Linked DNA regions of Homo sapiens: region 1 is linked to region 2. Evidence: chromatin loops called from intact Hi-C (ENCODE). Cell type or tissue: PC-9. All regions are shown on one strand. Links, peaks and the distances in the headings refer to the core of each region. The heading gives the core; the rest is flanking DNA. Region 1 has its middle 11 kb from the start of KRT33A. Region 2 holds the start of LOC100505782 (a long non-coding RNA gene).

Region 1 (9,185 bases), core at 3,118-5,617, 64 kb before region 2:
GCACTGGGAGGTGGGGGCACTGTACTGGGACCAAGTCCCGGCAGCCTTGTGCGTGTGCCCTGGAAGGTAGCCTAGGAGTCCTGCGTGTGCCTCTCTGCACAGCAGGGAGGGGTGGGCAGGAGCCTGAACAGTGGCAGAGAGGGAGAGGAGGAGGGAGAGAGAAGTGGAGAAGGAGAGAGAAAGAGACATGGGAAGAAAGGAGTGAGAGAGAGAAAGAGAGATGGGGAGAGAGACAGAGACAGAGGAGGCTGAGAGGGAGTGTGGGGAGAGAGATAAGGAGAGAGACATAAAAGGTAGAGAGAGAGACAGGGAGAGATGCGCATGAGCAGAGGTCAGGTCACTCTTGATCTTAGTTCCCAGTGCAAACTGTAGGTCACCATCACCTGCCCACACATGCACTAAAGAGCTCTGTGCCTGCTGCCCACAGCCCCTGAGAACTCCTTCTCTTGAAGAATAAAACTTTTGATGGCTGCCATTCCTCACTGGATTTTGGTTGTGTCTTTGATGAACCATGATGTCCCACCTTCCCGGGCTCAAGTCTCCACCAAAAGCTGATGCCTCTTTTTGGGAGGCTCTGCAGTGCCTTCATCTCACTAGGCTCCCCAGGAAGCTTGTGAGCTTGGGTTGGACCCTAAGCAGTCAGATACATGCTGGGGCTCTGCTTGTCTCTTTCACTAACAGGGAAAGCCAAGAAAGAGATTGAAGCATGGTCTGCAGAGAAGGCACTTGTGCAAACACCAGGAGAACAAGAAGCCTGAGTTGTCTTCATTTCTCTTAAAAACACTCATTCCCTCCCATGCCACCTTAGTGAGGGCATGAAGCACAGCATGTGTGTGTATGTGTGCAGGTATGTGCACATGTATGTATGTGCATGTGTGTGTGTGTTGCAGGGGTGTGCTGTGGACAGGAGGTCCAGGGGGCAGCTCCAACTCAAAGCTGCAAGTCTCTGTGATAGAATGGTCAAGATTCACTGGACCACAGCAAGAGAGTGTTTTCATGTGCATCCAGTTTTATTAGCATTTAAACCCATATTTTTAGTACCCTGTAAACCTTAAGTTGCTTATCTATTCTTAGAAGCATTTACACCAGTGGTCCCCAGCCTTTTTGGTACCAGAGACCAGTTTCATGGAAAACAACTTTCCCATGGGCCGAGGAGAGGGAAAGTTATGATTTGGGGCTGATTCAAGCCCATTACATTTATTGTGCACTTTATTTCTACTATTAATATATTGTAATATACAATGAAAAAATTACACAACTAACCATAATGTAGGATCAGTGGGAGCCTTGAGTTTGTTTTCCTGCAACTACATGATCCCATCTGGGGGTGATGGGAGACAGTGACAGATCATAAGGCATTAGATTCTCATGGGAAACTCTGAAGTTTCCCATCAGCAAGAAGCTAGGAGTAGAGAAGCAAGAGACCCTCTTCCCTCTCTCCTTTCTTGAAGGAGAGAGGAAAGAAGCCCCCTCAGCTAGCCCTGAAGGCAAACGTATGCAATGCTTTAGAGTTACTAACGTCAGAGTGGTGTAAGGACTGGAAAAGATGGTCCATGTTGAATCCACACTCCCTCCCATTCCCAGTCTCCTATTTCCAGGAAAAGCTGTCCAGGCCCTTCCCAGGCCTGCGTTTTGTTTGGGGCACATATGCCACCATAAACTCCATCACCTGCCATCTTGGAACTCTCTCTCCACAAATCCCTTTTTTCTTTCTACTTTTATTTGCAAAATTTCTGACAAAGAAAATATCATTGGAAGATATTCTCAGTAAAAATCAGGGATGTGTATTTGAAAGAGAAAACTGCATCCTGGGCAACAAAATGTCCTGAGACAATGAATCGGCTAGACAGATATCTTAGAGAAACGAACCAACCCAAATGTGGTCCTCATTGGCAACATACACATATTTTATTGATGCTTCTATGGTTAATAGCATTGCCATGCTCCTCTTGACACATGGTGCTTCCCAGTCCATCATAGAGGGGCTCATTGTTTAAATACTCATTGTTTAAACCTTGTATAGTGTTTCCAGGAGAGCTTTAAATTATTGTAAAAAAGCAGCTAGATTTTTTATAAAGTGACCTTTGACTCGCTTAACCTTATCCTTATCATAGTAAGTATGAAAATTACAGTACCTTTATACAAATACCTTATTGGAGGGGTCTGAACAAATGTCATTGCCATCACTTAGATTTGTGTATACATTTACAAAACCATAAAATGCCAGAAGGACATACATTTAATATACATTAATGCATACATTTCATATGTATGTCCTTCTAGCATTTTATGGTTTTTTAAATGTATATACAAGTCTAAGATTTTTTTAAATACAAACATAAACATGAACTGGCATTTTTCAATCAACTTCTTTAATTGGATATACAATTTGTGTGAGTTTGATAGAACTCGTTGGTCCAACCAAAGAAGTTCACTATTTTACTAGGTCTTCACTTGTTATCAGTCACAGCTTAACCTAATGATCATTAATGGGAAAAAAGAAAAAAATTAACCACTTTGTGCCTGGGACTGTGGTGTCCTGGGTCAAACACAAGATATTACAGGTTACTCAGCCTATTCTAAGCGTCATAAGTTTCCACCAGATAAACAGCAATGCCATGAAGACTTCAAGGATTAACACCCAGGATTACCACAATTATTAGTGGCTGAAATAAAGAGATTAGCCTTTGCTTTTCCATCCAATTCTTTTGTATTTTGTTTTCTTTTAATAGCAATAAAATACTTTAAAACAAACATCTAGTCAAAAAAAAAAAAGAACAGAGAAAATATATTTTACAACTTGTGCTTTCCTACCCAGAATCTGTGGCTGTTAATATTTTTTCATATTTGCTCTAAGTGGGTTTAAAATTAAGAAATACAGCATTGAGAACTTCTTTGACTTCCATATCCATTCTTATTCCAATCTCTTCTTCTCAGAGACAAACACAATTATACATTTGATATGTATGTCCTTCTAGCATTTTATGGTTTTATAAATGTATTACAAGTCTAAGTTCTTTAAAAATATAAACATAAACATGAACTGGTATTTTTCAATCAACTCCTCTAATTGGATGTACAATTAGTGTGAATTTGAGAGAACTTGTTAGTCCAAACAAGAAGTTCACTTTTTCACCAGGTCTTTACTTGTGATCAGTCACAGCTTAACCTAATGATCACTAAAGGGAAAAGAAAAAGAAAAAGTTTAGAAACATCCTGACTCTCTCAATTAGAATTCAAAACTTTCTAGAATGGATGCCTCACATTGTTACATTTGACCACCTTTGATTCAACAGCCCCTGAGCTTTATGTCTAGCAAGAGATGCCTAGAGCTCTATGGAAAAAAGGGGCAGCAGACCAGACCAAAACTTTGCAGTCTCAGCATATCACGGAGACACAGGGACGTGAGCATGTCAGGTAACTTTCTGGGTTTACACTTAAGCACCTCTGAGAACTGGAAAAACCCTTGGCACAAATTCAATCTTTGTGTGGGCAAACCACTTTAGTTCTTAGTTTCTGTTTACTGTTGGGCTTGGTTCAAATGTTGCATTCTGTACCCCTGTTCTTGCCACCAAAGTTCTTTCACCATGAAGTTGCACGTCTAATCCTATGAGTGTCATGGTTGTTAATCTAAGAATAACATACTGCCTTCAAAGAACAGCGTCAAGTTTGAGAAAAGGAAGAATTACTCCCTTCTCATTAGAAAAAAGACAATCATGTACCCACATGTTTCCTGCTCTTCTCAGTTGCCTAAGTGCGTCTTCTGTTGATAAACAAAAACATTTTTTGCTGCATAGTATTGCTCAAGCAACCCCTCTATGCCTCATTTCCTCATCTGCCCTAAATAGGTTATGCATTTCAGGCAGGCAGATTATTAATTATTTGTTGAGCACTTATTGTGTGCCTACTTTACGTCTGCCATAAAAGTACCACAAGGATCAGTTTAAAAAATGAGAGAATTCCTCAAAATTATTTAAACTGTCTGACTCAAGCTCTAATCTAGCAGGGACAATGGCCAGATGGAGTCCAGGGATGAAGTTTTGAGCTGGCTGCATGGGTTGTTCCAAGGCAGCAATATGCAGGTATGAGCTGTGCCAGGCACAAGAGCACCCAGCTGCAGGGTGGGATGGAGACGAGCTTATGTGCTGCTTGCCAAATCAGGCACCTACAGGCTGCATCCACCCAGAGAGAGAGCCTTTCTCTAAACCATTAATGGTGCACAGGGGTTATTGCAGACCTGGCTGAGAGGCCAAGAGCAGAAAAAGCTAGAGAGAATGGGGGCATATATCAGGAGGCATCAAAGGCCAGAATTAGGAAAAGCTAGAGAGAATAGGGGCAAATAATGCCCTGGAGGCACCCAAGGCCAGAACCAGAAAAGCTGGATCTACCATTAAATCCAAGGGGTGAACATGGGGTTAGAAATGGAGACAAAGGCAAGGTAGTGACAGAAACAGGGCCACAAAAAACGACCAAGCAAAAAAACTGACAATTCACTAAATGCCTAAGACAACTGCAATAGACATTTTGTTTTTTTCTTCTTCTCCTCCTTTCTTCCTCCCTGCCTTTCTTCCTTCCTTCCTCACTCATTCTCTCTCCTTCCCCCTCGTCCTCCTCTTCTTCTCCTTCCTCTTTCTGTTTTAGTAACAATCTCAGAGCACAAGTGTAAACCTTCAGTTAAACAGACAGCAGTGAGGCAGACATCTGCTTTTCTAAAATCCTTGACATCCAAATGTGAAACAGAGCTCACTAAAGCTCAGTTGCAAAATTCTAGATGCTCCTCTCTCCATCTCTAACCCATGGAATATTTTCCCTCTTATAGCCCCTTGAAGTGTCTATGCACTTCAGTTCATAAAATGCTGCCGTGGGGAACCAATCTAATTAAGCACTTACCAAGAAAGCATTCAAACTCTCTCATCTATGTCCTTTCCCTGCCCCCAGAGTGCACCCTTCTTAGAGGCATGTCCCTCTGTGCTGGTCATACCTGTGCATTACCATGCATGGCCTGCAGTCACTTCCCGCAGTGACCCTCCCACGTGTCCCCCTGGCTCTTTGACAATGGACCACACACCCTCTGCTCTCAGGGTCTTGGTAACCCTCATGTTTCACAGCAGCCAGCAGTCAGTCAGCCTCCACAACCAACCAAGATGAAGTCAGCATGTGCAGGTCTGAAATAATTATTAACAGGAAATACAAACACGTTAAATTTTACCCAGGCCTTTAATGATACACTTAATTGTTGGTTTCCTGTGTAGAAAATAGGCATAAGTGGAAACCAGTTCCCATAAAGTGACTAAAATTCCTATGACTTTGACACCACCAGCTCTGTGCTTTACTTTTATCTTTCCATTTGAAAATTCTGATTGTTATAATCAGCAAAAATACCACCAGTTTCATAATCATAATTAGCCATCTTCCTCCTAACACAGCACGCACACACACCTGCACTCACACACACAAGCATAGGTGCACAGACCCACACAGATGCATGCAGGCACATCTGAATTCATTTCTCTCTGATTCTCAGCCCTCGAGCTCAGATTCTTCAGTTTCTTGTCCCATCTGGCCTGTCTTCTACAACCCTCAATTTGAGAGAACCTGAAACTAGATTCTCACCTGGTTACTGAAGGACTCAAATGAGCAAAACCTTTTATTCTCAAGGCTGTGGAGACCCTGTGATGAGCAATAGGAAAGGGGTCAGAATGCAGGGCTGCTAAGGAAGTGAATAGGAACTCCATTTACTGGACACTTATGATGTATCTGGTTGGGTTGAGCATCTTTGCAACATAATCTGATTCTACCTTTATTTAAAAAAAAGTGAGGTGGTTATTAGTCTCCCATTTTCAGTTTAAGAAACCGTGGCTTAAAAAGCATAGTAACACAATGCAGGCTGAGATACAGATAGAGGTTACAAGACTGAAACCAGATTGAAAACTAAAGCAGTCACTTTCAAATGCATGATTTTTCTGAGGTTTGGTTTCTAGCCTTTCTTTTTTCACCTTTTAACCACTTTTAAAACTTTAAACACATTCACTCCCATGTGCCACACCCAAGCTTTAGCTCGTCGGGATCCCCCACAGCTTCATTTGTGCCGCTGCAGGAAGTCATCTTGTGTAGATGCCATCACATCCAGGCCGCAGCTGAGCAAGTGTTTGAATTTTTTGTAAATACATCTTTGACTGGGGAGGCTGTAAATCCTCCCTAGGCTTTACTATTGCAGGATCTGGCCAGCAATCTGCAATGCAATGGGGCTCTTTGTTCCCAGGAGGATTGGCAGGTTGAGAAAGAATAGACACACACAAGATAGTGAAAGCTGGGTCCGGGGGGTCACCGCCTTCTGGTCCTGCGATGCCACCAATGCACTGGATATAAATATAGCATTTGTTATTAAGTTTAGTGAGGGTGGGGGTAGGTTAGTGAGGGATTTCGGGTCATTTGATTATGAGGTGAGATGGTCACATGGGGATGAAGCAATTCTTTAACATAACATCTGTATGCAGAAGTACAATATACAGAGATAAGAATTTACAATATAGTATGTGCATCAGTAATTTCTAACAGAGCCTTAAAACAGAAACACAGTGTTTCCATAACCTGTGATTAGCAAGATATTAATCAGCAGTAACAGTTGCAGCAAAAGCTGGTTACAAACAATCCATAGAAACAGGACGTGAAGCTAGACAACAGGTTAGACCAGAAATTCTCAGAAGGGAGAATGCCTTAACCCTAAAGAGGCCTAGAAGAGCTGTGGCAAGATGAGGGCATTTATAGCCCTATCTTATCCATATGAACATGCACCCCTCATGCGTCCGTTTATAGGCTCTCCTCAAGGGTCGCATTCCGTTCTCAGAGCTATGAACATCTGCTTTTCTGGGATAGGAATCTTGGTGATGTGAAACATCCCTGCCTGCCCTTCCGTTCATAGACTCTGCAGGGGGAAGCACATCACACGCTGTTGGCTTATTCTGGTAGTCCAGCCTGGCATTGTCTTTACACAATCCTGCATGCAACTTTGTATTTACAATAATCAGGAGCATTTCATCTTTTATTCCATAGCAATAGTTTCAAGGGCTCCCCCTACACTTTACATTTCAGTCCTGTGCTTGTCCCTACAAGTTTAAAAAAAAAAAGTGAGAGTGAGGGAAAGCTACCTCTGCACACCTGCAGCAGGCTCAGCGAGGAGCCTGGTGGGGCCGGGGCCCACCTGCCTGGCACATAACTTCATCAAGTTGTCAGTGTGCATTTTGCAATAACAAGGGACAGATCATGTCATCCTCATATCCTTTTATAGTTGGAGCCATTCTTGGGACTTTTGGTGCCTGCTGCCAGACTCTCCTGTTTTTGATGAGAAATGTGAGCAGTTGTTGTTAGATGTCAGTGATTCTTCTTTGAAACATAAAAGAAGACATACCTGACTTGTAATTGTCATCCACTACCCTGAAACTTTAAATGTTAGTGTTCAGTAAACCTATTTTCCATTCAGCTGCCAATGCACTCCTTTTAATAAAAGTGTCAATCAAATTCATCCTTTTAACTCTCCCAAGGCTTTCCTCTTCCCTTGAAATGAAATCGGATCCTCCACAGAACTGGCGAGCCCCCATGTACCCTGGCCACTGCCCACACATACAGGCTGATTGTTCCTCCCCTACTCATCACTCCCGATGCCCTGGCCTTGCTCCCTTCTTCAAAGGCAACTGCCTTACTCCCTCCCTTCCTTGACTTTCTGTCCCTCTCTCTGGAAAGCTCTTTCCCTCTGCTCTGTTTCTTCTCTGTTTTCAGGTCTCAATGCAAATGTCACCTCTCAGGCAAGCTCTCCAAACTGAGACAATAGGAGCTCGGTTCACATCTGTCAAAAATAGGAGCAAACAGGCTGTTAGGAGGCTGAGTAGAATGTTTTACTGGGACTAGACAATATCAAACTTAGATCCCAAGAGCCCAGGAATTCGTATTCAAGGTCAAAGTGTCAACAACAAGAATACTGAGTCTTACATAGGTACCATGCTGCACCATTTATAAAGCACTTCCATACACAGGGGATCTTCACAACCCCACAATGCTGCCAGGCCAGGTCTCTCAAAAGGAGGACTCTGATGGTCAGGGGAGTCAACAATATATCCAAAACCAGGACCAAAAAATGTTGCCTCCAAAACAAGCCATAATTCTTCTTCTCATCACAGCATCCCACACCATCTCCTAGTGGGTAAGACTCATAGCCCAGCGCCATCATGGTTTATTTCACAGGGAAGGGTGGGGCAGGGATTAGGAGACATTTCCCAGGGTCTTGTTTCCTTGCTTCCTTGCTATGGGCCTCTCCCCTCAGAGCACTGTTTTCTGAGAAGGCCTGGCTCGAGGAGCTGATGACCTCAGCGACTGCAGACCTGGGAACCTGCAGAAAGGAGAAATTAAGTTTGCACCTGGGAAAGCCCAGGGTTGAATAACAGAACCTCGCCTTTAAGAATTCTTGCTTTTTTTTTCCTGCCTCTGCATTGTTGCTGAAATATACAAGAGAGAAAGAAAGGATTCTGAACCCATTATTTATCTCCTCCTTCCAAGCAAGCAGCAGACATTCATGATTAATGATGAGGTGACTTTCTACATTGATTTAATTGAAATCTGTATCCTATCCAGGTTATTTTTAAAGTTTATAAAGACCTTTTCTACTGATTCTTCTCTTCCAAACTCAAATAAAGAAATGTTTTATATACATGATCTTCCACTAAAAAGGAGCCCAGACTCTCAGATCCTCAGGAACATCTGTTCTCCATTCTATAGGACTGTGCTGCTGAAGACAAATGGAGTAGCGAGTGACCAATCTTTGAGACTCAGCATTCTCTCTATGTTAGCCCTAACGCAAAAGAGAGGACTGGTCCGCACCTAAGGGAAGAAGGTGGCCACGAGCAACTGTTGAGGGCTGGTCTCCTTAGCTGTCCTCTGGTATCCACAGCCCTGAATGGAAGGTTTTGGGTATTTTTCCCTGGACATCTCTACCACACCTAAATATATGGTCTGCAAGTTTTGGAGAGAATTTCCAACCCCCACTCTACCTCCTGCCCCTCCCTACCTGTTCTCATAGGTTGATGATATTCTAATCTCTATTAAGAGTTCCCATTCTCAATATCTCTTCATTTCAATCATTGATTTAGAAAAGTAGGAGTAGAGAAGTGAAAAATGAGACTCAATCTCATTTG
Region 2 (9,185 bases), core at 3,477-5,976:
ATATATAAAAGTTGCAGCACCCCCATCTCCACTGTGGCTTTGGCTGCCAGCCAGAGCTGCCGTTTTATTGACAATTTATTGGAGTGCTTCTCCCATTGAGCTTTCATGATGGTATTCATGTTGCACTCTGCTTGAGTCTCAGATAAAAGGTCCTTCATCTACACTCCCCAAGACCATTATCACTGCTTATTATAATGCCATTCAGATGAAAAGCCCCACAGCACTACAAAGAAGATCTAGACTTATAATAAAATCAATACTTTCGTTTCCTTACAAGACAATTAAAGGGGGAGAAATAGGCGGGTCTACAGACTGTTACTCCTGAGACTCTCCAGAGGAAGGACGCAAGGCTAGGTGGCAGCTGTCTGTGGGGAGCTTCTGTCTCATTTCATCTGGGCTTGGGATGAATGGAAAGGCTCGTGCATCTGATTGATGAGCACTAGCTTGTAGATGACAGCATAGGCCTTCTGCTTCCTAACTCTTGTCAGCCTGCTCCAAGCACTGGCTTTCCAGCAAGCAGCTATTTCCTCAGCCCTTTCTTCTTCCCCAGTCAGGCAGGCTTTAACCTAAGCCCAAACTAAATGCCAGCAGTATTCTCCAAGCTCTTGATTCCTATCTACTGATTGGCTGGCATAGCCTCATGGAGACTGTAGTCAAAGAAGAGTGTTTAGGCTCTAAGTATGAGAAGATTCAAGGATTGTATTGACAAGAGAGCAAACATAGAATTTTTGTACAATGCAGAGAGATCAGAGAAATGGAAAGAGACGGAGACCAGGAGAGACAACAAGAAAAAGAAGAGACAAGGAAAAAAGTTGGGAGGAATCCTCAGCATCATGCAGCAAATCAGACAAAGTTAGCCCAGCTTCCGAGGGGCTAACCTGGAAAATGCAAAGCTGAGAAGAAGCCAAGACAAAATAAGCCAATAGACTGAGGAGTGGCCCACCGTGCTGAGTGTCCTGCAAGGCGTAAATGGAGTTGACTCATAAAAGATCTATGGACACAGGACTACAGCTTCTGAGGCCTCTGAAAGAAGTGACATTGTTCCAAGCTGTCCAGACCGAAGCATCACCTCTGTGATCAAGCTTGAGATTGTTTGTGGCTGAGAAATATACTGCCATCTACACACAGGCAGTGTAAAGTCTAAAAGGAGCGACACTGCCTGTTCCTGAAGGAATAAGAAGTGGGAAGAGAAGAAAGGAGAAATGAAGCAGGGAGAGTCAGTCCTGCACTGGCTGCAGGTCATGGCCAGTCAGCAGCCACACAGAAGATGTAGGAGAGAACAAGAAACCCCTGTTATCTTCTGGTTACTCCTAGATATTCCTTTTTCTACCTGCTGGTTGCCCTGCAGAATGTGAAATGGCACAAGAATTCAAGATGGGGACCACAGACAGACTAGCTGGTGAGTAAACACAATGCTGCCATCTCTTGTGAATCTAGCCTCTTTCTTGCAGTGTTTTCAAGATCTCAATGGGCTTGAGTGAATTTGCTCCTTGAATTAGTGGGGAAAATGGGACCCCAGGGTTGTAAGATCCCCATGACCTCACACAGGCGAGGGGTAGAATTCATGTATTCTCTTGGTTTCCTAGTTGGAATATTTGCAAATTTTTTTCATTCAAGGAGAAATTGAGCAGTCAATGGGCTATCAAACCCACATTCATTATCCAGTTCAATTTAATTCAGAACACATTGATTAGACAGCTTCTCTATGCTGAGCATATGACTAAACAGAAGAATCATAGTTCTGGTGAAAAAAATGTCTTTTTATGAACAATTCCGGCCAAGATGGGTCCTCAATATGTATGAGAAATAGCCAGAAGTTAAGGAAAGGAGATATTTAGAAGGTGTAAGATGGGCATTTAGAAATATGTTTGTATTCAGTGTAAATAGAAAACGGGTACTGGGTGCAGTGGCTTGCATCTGTAATCTCAGCACTTTGGGAGGCTGAGGTGGGAGAATCACTTGAGCCCATGAGTTCAAGACTAGCCTGGGCAATATAGCAAGACCCCATGTCTACAAAAAAAATTAAAAATGAGTTTCAAAATTAGCCGGACGTGGTGGCACATGCCTGTAATCCCAGACACTTGGGAGGCTGAGGCAGGAAAATCTCTTGAACCCGGGAGGCGGAGGTTGCGGTGAGCGGAGATCACGCCATTGCACTCCAGCCTGGGCAACAAAAGCGAAACTCCATCTAAAAAAATAAAAATAAAATAAAATTTAAAAATGAGCCAGGCTTGGTAGAGCACATTTTAGTTCCAGATGCTCTGGAGGCTGAGGCAGGATGATTGCTTGAGCCCAGGAATTTGAGGTTACAGTGAGCCATGATCACACCTCGGCACTCCAGCCTGGGCGACAGCAAGACCCCATCTAAAAATTAAAAATAAATAAAAAGAAAACTGTACATGTGACATTATGGGCATTAGTCACTTGTTGAACATCTACTGTGTGCTTGGCACAGTCCCAGGGGCAGGGGACATGGTGGGGAGTGGGGGTATGTCATGTCCCTGCCCCCAGGAACTCTGAGTCCTGCTGAGCAGACAGGTCCACAGCTAGCATAATGTAATGTGATTGGGCCTTCCCCCAAAAATATCTCCTTCCCCTACCCACTCCATTTCTTCCTACACCCACCCCTGACCCAAACCCCATTCAGGGCATTCCAATCCAGCTCATGATTTTCAGCCACACGGCGAGGGGATGAAGCCATTTCAGGTTATGCACTTGATCCCAAAGAGTTTTTTGTGCTTCGCTCTCTAAGTGACTCATAAGCAGAATTCAGAGAACTGTTCTCATTAGAATCTTGTTCCCTTTAATAATCTAGTCTTCAGCCAGGCAGGGTAATGAATTGTTTTGGCATCTGGTTCTTGTTGCTTTGGAGACCACAGGAGAGGCGGTGGTGATGGCCCATCGCTTCAGCCCTGTGGCATCCCCACAGGATCCATGGGCATCAAGGTAAGTTTCAAAGCAAATGAAAGAGGCTTTTGCCAGGTGCAGCATAGGAAATCATTCCAGGGATGTGGTGTGGGCAGAAAAAGAAAAGCACCTACAGTAAATCAAGCAAATTGACAGAGGAAATAGAAAGGGGAATAAGGCTGGTGGAGGGAAACGGAGGGAGCACGCAGTCCTGCTGGTGAGTGGACACAGTTGTGCCCCCTTGAGACCAGAGAAACCTCCTGAGGGCAGAGGGCCTTGGAGACCAATGTGAATGACTGAGGCAGGTTGTATAGGATATCCAAGAACCAGGGAGGAAGGAAGGGAAAGGGAGGTTTGGATGCAATAACCAGCATCAAACGGGGGAGCCTCCAGGCAATGGCCAAAGGCCAGAAGCTGAGTCTAAAATGCTGATTGGGGACAGCACCGAGAAGGTCACCCCTAGGGAGATCCCAGACCCTAGGATACCTTTCCCGTAAAATCCATCCAGGATTTCAGAGTGGTCTGAACGTGAAGTTTTATCCACATGTACCTCCAGCAAGGCCCTCACAGTTGGGAACAGGGAAAGAGCAGGGAAAAAGAAATGAGAAGACTTGGGGTTGAGTGCGTGGAGCTGCCCCTCACCTGCTGTGAGGTGCAGAGGGGGCATTTCACCTCCCTACACCTGTACTTCTCCCACTGCACGATGGGGATTGTGATGTCTGTTCCCCTCTCTCAAGGTTGTTTGGGGCCTCCATTTGGATACAACACAAAGTACTTTAACAAGTGTTTTGTAAATGGTGAAACAATGAACATCTATAGGGATTCTGTTTCCCTCCTCCTCTTTCTCAATAGACAAGGTGGTTTTAAAATGGCAGGAAGTGAGTTGAGCTTCTTTGTCAACTCCTAGTTTATTAAAATTGCCAGAGTCCTCAAGCTTCAAGATCCTGTGAGATACTAAAGGACTTTTATTCCTTGTACCACCCTTTGTGGCATAAATTCTCAGAAACGTTTCTTCTAACATAAACATACTCATTTCCTTCAAGGAAAGGAATCAAAACAATGGGGTCATTATGATTCTATCATCCTTTTGACAAAATCTGAGACTTGGCCTCTGTAAAGCACAGTAGTTAAGAGCACAGTTGCTGGAGGCAGGCTGCTTGGATCTGAATCCTGGCTTCACCACCTAATAGCTGTGTGACCTTGGGCATGTTACTTAGCCTCTCTGAGTCTTGGCTACTTGTCTGCAAAATGAGAAAACCATAGCATTGGCTTTCTAGGATTGTTGTAATGATTAAATGAGTTTACCCATATGACTGTAGCTATAATTTAGACCAGCGCCTGGCTCATAGTAAGAGCTTGATGGATATATGGTTCTATGACAATGATGATGATGGTGAAGCTATATGATTTGATGATGATGATGATGATGATTCTGGTGATGGTGATGGTAATGATGACCTCTGTGGTTTCCAGGGAAACTCTTCACACACGACAAACACACAGATGTGCGTGCACACACACACATGTACTGTCTCATCAAAGCTAATCTTTTAATTAGAAATGAGAGAGCACTGGATGTGAACTTAAGAAACACAGGTCAATCACCCTGGGGCCCCACTGACTCACTTTATGTCACCAGCAGAATCCCTTAACCACTGAATGACTCACCTTCTCTCTCTCTCCCTTAAATGGGAAGGACAATGCTTGCCTGTGCCGTCATGGTGCAAGAATAAGTGGGTTTATTTTGTTAGACAGCTTTGAACTTGTTGGATGAAAGGAGCTATTTAAGTACAAAGGAGATGAGGGCAGCTGGGTCAGGTACTAAATTAAGACTAATCGAGATGGCTCTTCATTATTGAGAGCTTCTCTTGGGTAGGTGCCCAAGGGGTGTGTCACGTGTGCCAAAACAGTTTTACCACTTGAGAAAAAGAACAGAGGAGGGGAGGGCGTGGCAGCCTCTGACCCTTCTTGGGCTTCCTATGCTGGAAATCCCAGTGTCTCTCAAGCAGATCAGTCCTATGTACATGAGCAGTGACCAACAAGTAGGACGCTGGGCTTGAGAGCAGTTGGAGGCAGAGCAACAAGATTCTCACTTAAGCTCCCTCCAGCCTTGGGGCTCGGGACTGTGGTCACTCCAGCACCACACCGCTGTATCAGGAAGACCTGGATTAAACCAGAACCAGCTGTACTTGTAAATTTTTCAGCAAACTACAGTGATTCAGAGAATTCACAGAGGGAAAGGGAAGACCAAAACCAGCTCCTAAAGTAGATTTGGTGGTTCCACTTCAATGCCTGTGGTTTCACTGATCAATAAGACATAGAAAGCAGGGACGCACAGAGTTAGGGGGGCTACAGCCATCTCAACCAGCCCCATCAGTTCCCTAAGTGTTCCCCTCAACATCCCCATCAGTGATTCTGAAGCCTCTGCTTGTCTCCAAGGATAGGGAACTCACTGCTTCTCTTCTCTGGCCAGCTGTGATGCTGAATTCTGGAGATGTGCTGATTCTCAGCCACGGCTATCAAAATATGGAGCTTTTGATTCATGTTCTACCATCTGCAAATTCCAAGACAGACAGTTGCCATAAGGACTCACCAATGGGGGTTACTGGGGAGGTTGGATGGGTCAGCTTGTTTGGGCCTTTCTAGACTGATAGAAATAACTATCATGTAACATTTTCAGAGTTTTGCAATGTAAAAGAGAAAGGCTCTATCCTGATCTGATGGTATGAGGGATTCCTCACTGGAGGACATATCAGGACGGCAAGGCCAGCCCTTTCTGTAGAGGGTCTAGCTAGTCAAGGGCTCATTCCTCAAATAAACTTCCTAACCCAGTGTTTCTCAAACTTGAACCAACATCAGAATCACCTGCAAGTCATGCTAAAGCAGAATGCTGGTTCAGTAAGTCAGGGGTGGTGCTCAAGAATGTGCATGTCTAGCAAGTTCTCAGGTAATGCCAGTGCTACCTGCTGGCGGACCACGCTTTAAGAACCACTGTCCTAAACCTTCTCATGTTTAATTTGTTTCCCCCTCAAAGCTTCCAAAGAACGGGCTTTGGATCTGGTTCAAAGAGACTAGGTTTCAAGTCTTGACTCAGTAACCAACTGAGAATAATAACAGCTGCTTCTTCTTTGCAGGGCTGATGTGGTGCCCTGTGACACAATGTCGGCGAAGCCCCAGCCAGTGCCTTGTTCATAATGGGCATGTCATCCTAAAAGCTCAATTTAAGTTACCTGTTCTGGGGCTTCTGATTCATGTTCTACTGTCTACAAATTCCAAGCCAGACAGCTGCCAGGACTTACCAGTGGAGCTTACTGGGGAGCTTGGACGGGTCAGGTTGTTTGGGCCTTTCTAGACTGATGGCGATTACCATCAGTTAATATTTTCAGAGTTTTGCAACGGTCTGTGGTGCCGCAGATTTGAGCTCTTCCTTTACACAAGGACCAGGTGGCTTATCCAGATAAAAGGGAAATTTTACTTAGCGTCTATATTTTAAAAGCTCTATCTGTAAATCTGTCTCCAAATACACTTGGTGAGGTCCAAGGTTGGGTATCTCTCCTCTGTGCCACTTTGCCGCAGTCCCATTTTTAACTCTAGCCTTCACTGGCTTTGCCATCTCCCAGAACCACTCTGGCGAGCCAGCCACAACCCCCGTCTACAGAAGCATGTGGCTCAAGGAGTTCCCAGCAAGGCTCTCAGCATGGGACGGAGATGCTGAGGCTGGACTGCACTGGGCTCATTCTGCTGCAGAAGCGAAGTTTAATAGCAAAATAAAAACAAAAGTGCCTGCCCCATCTCAGAGAGATCAGGAGGCAACAGAAGAGAGAAAATGGAGCACTTGGGACACCTTGAGGGGAAGAAACAAATCCAGCCATAGGGGCTGAGCTGCTGGATTCAAACACCTATCCACAGAGTGGCACTGTCTCTCTTCAGTCTCCTGCCTGGCTGGCCAGGGAGGCAAGGCCCAGGTTAGCAGGCCTGCAGAGCAAAGCCTAACGAGCTGAAGACACCTCCCCTTTCCCAGCACCTCGGGCTGAGGAGTGTGTCAGTATCCAGTTGATGAGCAGGGCCCATGGGTGGCCCGGGAGCAGGGGGCGCAGGCTGCAGGGGCTGGACTAGGAGTGCTGAAGGCTGGGGTTGCACACGGGTTGCAGGGAAATCTGCATAGAGAAAAAAGGTGTTTGAAACATTGGCATGAGAAGTATGTGAAAGACAAAAGTATATTATAGACACTTTAGAATTAAAGTGCAAAAGAGGACCTTAGACCTTAGAGGTCCCTCTAAGCCTGAAAGGGGCAATGACGTGCCCACAGTCCACAGTGGAGCTGGGGCCAGAACTCAGTGTACCTGTGTGCCAGGCCAGGGTCACGTCCCATATGGAAGGAACACAGCAGAGAGAAAGGCAGAAAGGCCAGAGGAACAAGAATGGTCCAGATGTCAGCCACTGATTCCATTTAAACACAGCCCCTCATAGTGTTCCTTAGTGCTTAAAGGGGTATATCAGCCCTCTGATGCTTTTCACAGGGCTATTGTGGAACTAAAATGAAAGAGTCAGTGCACATGCCCTTAGCAATACTTTAAATGCTATGAGCACAAAGAATACTCGTTATTGGAATACTTCTCCTGGAGAGAATTTAGCAAAACCTGAATGTGCTGGGCATTCAGTATTTTAGCCCTCTATGGGAGTAGCCAGCAACTGGGAGCACAACGTGGTCAGCAAAACAAATGCCATGACCTGAAAACTCCTGTACACCCTCACCTACGCCTAGGCAGGCATTAGCTCACCAGGCCTAGTGGTAGCAAGTTTGTCTCCAAAGATGGGATCTGCAATGCCACCCCCACCTGGCCTCCAGAGCTCCTTTTAGGTCATTCCCAAGAGAAGTTATCTGTTTTTGCACACGGTGTTGACATAGACAACAGGGTACGTACTTGCAGTCCTCACTCTCCAGAAGGTTCCGGTATGTGGCAATCTCATTCTGCAGCCGGGCCTTCACATCCAGCAGCACCTGGTACTCCTGGTTCTGCCGCTCCAGGTCAGCCCGGATCTCAGACAGCTGTTCCTCCACATTGTTGATGAGGCTCTGCATCTGGGCCAGCTCTGTGCGGTAGCGGTCCTCGGCTTCACACAGGGAGTTCTGTAGACAGTCCTTCTATAATATCAAAGAAAGGAGGAAGCAAGTTAAAAATCATGGATCTCCAACCTCTTAAGATTGTGACACCCCAAGACATTGCCAGGTCCAGAGAGCAATCTAACTCCCTTTAGCTGTCTTCAGCCAGAATAACTAACACACTTCATGGTAGACCTTTAAGATCAGAGCCCTCTGACCTAAGTTAATGTTGATTCACTCAGCATCCACATCTACAGGGAAGTGCTTCCAAAAGAGTTGAAACCAAGGTTTAAGCTGAGTCCGTGGTTGGTATTCGAGGCCTGTACTGACCCCAGAGAGCTACTCATGGGTAGTGGGAGCCAAGCTGGGTCTCCCATGCGTGCAGAGGGACTCACCAGTGTGTGCTGAGCCTGAAGCTCCACCTCCAGGGCGTTCACCGAGCGTCTCAACTCCAGGATCTCTGACTGGCAGCACTGCAGCTCCTCAGAGCAGGACATGGCCTGCAGGCTGATGCCTTCAGACTGGAGCATAGAGAAACATGGTCACCTACCTGCCCAGATGGAGGCCAATCCCCACTGCTTAGCAGTCCCCCTCACCTGGGCTTGGAACCACTGCTCCACATCCTGGCGATTGGTCTCCACCATGGCCTCGTACTGGCCTCACGTCTCCCCCAGAACTCTACTCAGGTCAATGGTGGGCTCAATGTCCAGCTCTATCCGGAGCTTGTCTCCCAGCTGACCCCTTAGAGTGTGGGCTTCCTGTAGGCATCAGAGGAGTATGACCCGCCTGCAGGGCCCCCAACTGCCCTTCACCCAAACTCTCAACTCCCACTTTCCATCCTCCCCAGTAATTTCCCTGTGCTCCTCTGAAGATAAACCGCTGCCTGCACCAGCCTAGCAGCTTCCAGAAGCTGTGGATGAGAAGCAATCTCCCACCAAAAGCCAGAGCTCACCTGCAAAGCTTCAATCCCAAGCAGAAGGAAGCCTCCGTTTTTTCCCCCCAGATGAGCCTGAATTCACCTCCAGAAAGTCTCAATGCATCACACCAAGGGTCACACACCTGCTCATGGTTCTTCTTGAGGCAAAGCAGCTCCTCCTTCAGGGACTCCAGCTGGGCCTCCAGGTCACACTTGGCGAGGGTGAGGTTGTCTAGCACCCTGCGCAGGCCACAGATG

Evidence for each region. Hi-C counts contacts between places; a loop is a spot of excess contacts. Peaks named below come from ENCODE experiments on the same cell type or tissue, not always from the same donor. Only the 100,000 strongest peaks of a DNase experiment are listed, where the experiment ranks them.
Region 1: a loop joins it to region 2, with 4 times the contacts of the local background. A loop is called at or near these places in 4 of 110 quality-filtered maps.

The regions. Positions count from the first base shown.
Region 1 is chr17:41,335,622-41,344,806 of GRCh38, forward strand. No RefSeq gene overlaps it. Among named protein-coding and RNA genes, the nearest start is that of KRT33A, 11 kb to the right of the region's middle. In PC-9, for the core only: no CTCF peak of the experiment used is centred there; a DNase peak (open chromatin) is centred at 4,350; H3K27ac peaks cover 2,205 bases.
Region 2 is chr17:41,399,563-41,408,747 of GRCh38, forward strand. LOC100505782 (a long non-coding RNA gene) reads left to right here and starts at 2,854. Exons shown (of 3, transcript NR_040111.1): 1 at 2,854-2,946; 2 at 8,859-9,185. It also overlaps the pseudogene KRT41P. RefSeq lists an enhancer at 4,128-5,327. In PC-9, for the core only: no CTCF peak of the experiment used is centred there; a DNase peak (open chromatin) is centred at 4,609; H3K27ac peaks cover 2,413 bases.